Linked DNA regions of Mus musculus: region 2 is linked to region 1. A link is a loop called in an ENCODE intact Hi-C map of the cell type or tissue named here. Cell type or tissue: left cerebral cortex. All regions are shown on one strand.

Evidence for each region. Peaks named below come from ENCODE experiments on the same cell type or tissue, not always from the same donor. Only the 100,000 strongest peaks of a DNase experiment are listed, where the experiment ranks them.
Region 2: a loop joins it to region 1, with 3 times the contacts of the local background. A loop is called at or near these places in 5 of 42 quality-filtered maps.

The regions. Positions count from the first base shown.
Region 1 is chr14:55,680,623-55,683,122 of GRCm38, reverse strand. Tinf2 (Terf1 (TRF1)-interacting nuclear factor 2) reads left to right here and starts at 1,306. Exons shown (of 9, transcript NM_145705.3): 1 at 1,306-1,733; 2 at 1,812-1,898; 3 at 2,034-2,123; 4 at 2,221-2,328; 5 at 2,416-2,500. The coding sequence starts at 1,542. It also overlaps a transcript of Gmpr2 not described here. In left cerebral cortex, a CTCF peak has its summit at 1,100 (motif pointing left); a DNase peak (open chromatin) is centred at 1,221; H3K4me3 peaks cover 1,423 bases; H3K27ac peaks cover 1,266 bases.
Region 2 is chr14:55,917,922-55,920,421 of GRCm38, reverse strand. No RefSeq gene overlaps it. Among named protein-coding and RNA genes, the nearest start is that of Sdr39u1, 19 kb to the right of the region's middle. In left cerebral cortex, a CTCF peak has its summit at 1,530 (motif pointing right); a DNase peak (open chromatin) is centred at 1,551.

The DNA.
Region 1 (2,500 bases):
CCTCTGTAACCTCCATCCCAGGAGACTTAAATCTTCACCTGCCCTCCATGGGCACTCCACACACATGGTTCACAGACATACATTCAGACAAAACACTGGTCCACATTAAATAAAAATAAAGTATCAAAAGAGTTAAATTAATACATGATAGCTTTAAAAAGGAAATTAATTTCTCAGCTTTAAAAACAATGTGTAACTAGATTGGACTTCTACCCAGAACCATGCAAGCAACAAGGGAGTAAAGTATTTACAGTACTGAAAACAAGGGGGAAAAAAAAAAACCCCATCTCACGCCGGGATTTAGAGGTGTGCACCAGCACACTCTGTGGGAAAATTCTTTAGAAAAAATGAAAGTGGGGCTGGAGAGATGGCTCAGCGGTTAAGAGCACCGACTGCTCTTCCAGAGGTCCTGAGTTCAATTTCCAGCAACCACATGGTAGCTCACAACCATCTGTAGTGGGGATCCAATGCCCTCTTCTGGTGTGTCTGAAGAGAGTAATGTGTACTCATACATAAAATAAATAAATCTTTAAAGAAAAAATGAAAGTGGTAAGGTCAGAAATGACAGAAAAAAATATGAAGAAAACCCACTTCAACATTAACATCCAGTGTAGTACTTTGGTACTGGGTCTGGAAAGGCTCTGAATACTGATCTGGAGAACCAAGGCAAAGTGTGAGCCATGAGTCTGGGAATGGAGGAAACCATTCAAATAATGGGCAGGTTTCATAAAATTCCTGCAAGGTGGGCAAGGCAGATAATTAATTTAAGCAACAAAGTAAAGCTGTACACAGTGTGCCCGGTTCTGTCCTTGGGGAGAGCAAGAAGAGTCAACCCACTAAAGGACTCCATCAAGTTAGTGCTCAAAAGAAACTTGGAAAAGGAAGCCCTTAAATATTATAAACTACACGAAACAGCAAAGATGTGGCACAGAAAAGCATAAAACGGCTGTCATCCTACTGTCCAGGAGAACCCTGACTAGCCCTAGGATATTTCAAACTATATTCGTTTAGGCACCGGCGAGTCAGGACAGGAGGGCGGAGTTACCACTCAGGCCTGTGTTTGGTTTTTTGAAACGAGCGAGCGCCCTCTTCTGTTTCGCGAGAGGAATGGCAGAATTTTTCCTGGGAGCGGCTGGCGGCCCGGGAAGGGCTTGGCAGACGCTGATTCAGACACCTAGGTTTACAGCTTGCAGGGGTGATGGAGAGTGACGCTAGGTCGTACGTCACTTTCACAGTGCAGGGGACCTCGTGACGTCACAGCTCCCTCCGCGGCCTCTTCCGGGGAGGGAAGCCGCGCGCCCAGGCGGAAGTGACGTACTCCTGCGTTTCCCTCAGTGGCGGCATTTTAAGTTTAGTGATCTGGACAGGTTGATACACTTAAGTCACCGCCTGAGAGGAGACTGCGGGGTTCCCGTGGCTCCGCGAAATGGGCCCAGCTGGTCCGCCGACCTTCCGGTGCAGATGAGAGAAGCGGGGCTCCGCCTACGGGAGCGTCCGGGAAGCCTGGGTTGAACGAAAGGAGGAAAGGGCGCCCGCGGGCCATGGCCCCACCTCCAGGGGTAGGTCCCGCGTCTCTGCGGTTTGCTGCCGCCGCCAGCTGGCTGGTAGTCCGCCGTCGCCGCGTAGAGCACTTCCCGAAAGTGGTGGAGTTTCTGCAGTCCTTGCGCGCTGCTGCCCCCGGCTTGGTTTGCTACCGGCACCATGAACGCCTGTGTATGAGCCTAAAGGCCAAGGTACTAGAGAGAAGGACGTCTGGTTGGGACTAAGATCGGCTGGAAAAGGGTAGGTGTTCTGAGCCCTGTACCGTGCAGGTGGTGGTGGAGCTGATCCTGCAGGCGCGACCCTGGGACCAGGTCCTGAATGCCCTGAAGCATCACTTCCCAGCAGAGTCCAGAACAGTAAGTACCACTGGACCCCGAAGCTGTGAGTGCTATCTTGGGCAGACCAAACTCAGGCCTGATGCAACCAAGTTGCCCCTGGGTCCTAGCGACACCTCCTCACCCAAATTTTCCTGTCTTCAATATCCTCAACAGACAAAAGAAGACAGGAAGCTTTTGGAGGCACGGGAAAATTTTTGCTTGCTTGTGAAGCACCTGTCAGAGGACCCGCCTTCGAGCCTGCAGGTGAGAATGGTTGGTTTGGAGGATGTTATGGGATTCCTGTTTTGTTTTGTTTTGTTTTCTAAAATTCATCTGACCTGCTTCACTTTCCCACATACAGGAACTAGAACAAGACTATGGGGAATCCTTTCTAGTTGCCATGGAAAAGCTGTTGTTTGAATACTTGTGTCAGCTAGAGAAAGCACTGCCTCCAGTCAGAGCACAAGAGGTTGTTGAGAAAGAAACACTTTAAGGGCGGAAGGCTGGGTGGCTTCCCCGAGAACTATGATCTTCCTATCTGTCGCCTTGCCCACAGCTTCAGGATGCTCTAAGTTGGAGTCAGCCGGGCTCGTTCATCACTTCTTCGGTTGCTTTGCACCAGTATGGTATGGACATGGGGT
Region 2 (2,500 bases), 240 kb before region 1:
CCCAGCCATCACCCTGCAGCATCCCCATCCTTTCCTCCTCTGTCTGCCCCGCCCCCACCTAAACAATCCCATCCCCAGCATTCCACCTCCTTCTTTCATATCATACATCTTCGACTCCCTTCCTACTACCAGGAAACCCCTCCCCTCTCATGGACCCTGCTCTAGTTCCCTGGTCTATGTACACACTCGCTCCCACGTTAATGCACACACATAAAAACCCAAAGCCGGGATCTGCATATGCAAGACATGAACCATTAGCTTGCCATAGCTGGGTCACCTCACTTAACATAATGTTTTCCAATCCCATCTAATTTTCCCACAAAATTTGTACTTTATTTTTCATTACCACCAAGTAAATTCCATTGCGCATATGCACCTTGTTTTCTTTATCCGTTCAAAAGCTTTTCATTAAAAAGTGAAAAGGCAACTGAAAGGAACTTGGTATGGGGCATCAGTGGGGCAGACCCCTGCACAGGAGGAGGGCAGCTGGGGCCAGTGCTGTCCTACCAGGGTTGCCAACGATACTCACCAGAGCAGACATCTTGAGAAGACCTTCTTGTTCCCTTTGTTCTGTGTGTGTGTGTGTGTGTGTGTGTGTGTGTGTGTGTGTGTGTGTCTGTGTGTGTGCTGTGTCTGTGTGTGTCTGTGTGTGTGTGCTGTGTCTGTGTGTGTCTGTCTGTGTGTGTCTGTGTGTATGTGTCACTGTTTCTGTCTCTCTGCTTCTTTCTCTCTCCCTCTCTCCCCTTAACTTCCCTCCCTTTCTCCCTCCTTTCCACCTTTATTCGGTTACAGGAATATTCTCAACCAGCACACAGCAGACCAGAGCAGACAACCAACATTGGAAAGTAAATGTCCCTGAAGTAGCTTCATCATAATGGTTGAAGACTAGCGCATGAAGAGCCCAGTTTCATCACTTTCTCCCACAGTCCCCAGGTAACCAATGTAACCCCTCAGTTGCCCGCAGAGGTTAATTTCTCACCAACATGCACTGTGCTTTCTTTCTTCTTTCCTTCTGTTTCATTTCTTCCCTGCTCCAGGAATAGTTCTAGGAATCACATCACTGATAAAATACTTGTATTCAGATCTTTGTCTCAGGGATTGTTTCTGGGGTGGGGGTTAGGAGGGAACGACCAATCTAAAATAGGCCCAGGAATCTAACTATTTGTATTGTGGTTAAATAATGTGGTATTGTAAAGGCATCATCTAAAGCAATAAAAAAAATCGAGATGGAGTCCAGAAAGGGACCCACTGGCATATAAGCACTCGGATGTTCAGGGGAGGGGAAAGGACAACTATGCCATGAATTAAATCTGACTCCCATTTGTGGACTCAAAAACCAATTCCTGATCGTGAGCTGGTGAATAACAAAGCAGAACTCCCTGACGATGCACTAAGAAGATACCTGCATCACTTTTTAGGAAGTGGCAGGTCAGGCAGATTTCTTCTCCACACACAAAACAGCACGAAGCCAGCTCTCTGCCTCGCACGGTAGGGACTAATAAATTCCTGCCACAAAAGACATCCTGTCTATACAGCATGTGTGCATCTGTCCACTAGATGGCAGCAGAAGTCCTTGTTTATCGCCCATTATGACAAAAATGTGTCCAAGACAGCAACAAAAAAGGTCTGTAGTTGAAAGACCTAAAAGGGAAGGAGGAAAAACAAGATGTCCTATTAAATTTGAACTTTGGATAAAGAAGAAAAAGTACAAACATCCACACGTACACATGTAAACACACAGAAAAATAGTGAGGTATCTTTCACACTGGACTCCATGGCACAGACCTGTTATTCCAGTTTCTCAGGAGGCTGTGGCAGAAGGGATCAACCCTTGGTTCCCTGAGCAACCAAGAAAGCTCTCACCTCAAAATGATAGAAAAGTCTATGGGGCCATCAAGGTGGTTCTGTGAATAAAGCGCCTGAGCTAGGTCTGACAGCCTGAGTTCAATCCCTGGGACCCACAGAGTGGAAGGAGATGGCTCACCCTACAAGCTGGCCTTCGACCTCCTCACATACACAAACACATTCATGCGCACACTGTGCGAGCATAAGTGCATTCACACTAAATAAACAAAACGTAATCAAAGTTGTAAGTTTACACAAGAAGACTGGGGCTGGGGATACGGCTGAGGCACATGGCCCTACGTTTAATCAGAAAGGTGTTGTTGTTGTTGTTGTTGTTGTTGTTGTTGTTTACTGTTTACCTAGTATCCATATTTACTTGAGTATCCTCTATTTTATATGATTTTCTACTGAAGGGTACAAAAAAGTCACTCCATAATTGAGAGTTATTGTCTTGAAATAAAAGTTATTTGATGAATTGGACTATAAGAAAGATTTCTAGTCATCAAAAGGTGCCATCAAGTGGCAAGGGAAAGGCACAGAGTGGGCGCACTGTCTAAACCATGTGTGGAGGCAAGAGCTTTCTTTAACCCCAGCACTCAGGAGACAGAGGCAAGGGAAGCTCAGGCCAGCCAGGGCTACGTAGTGAGGGGGGGTG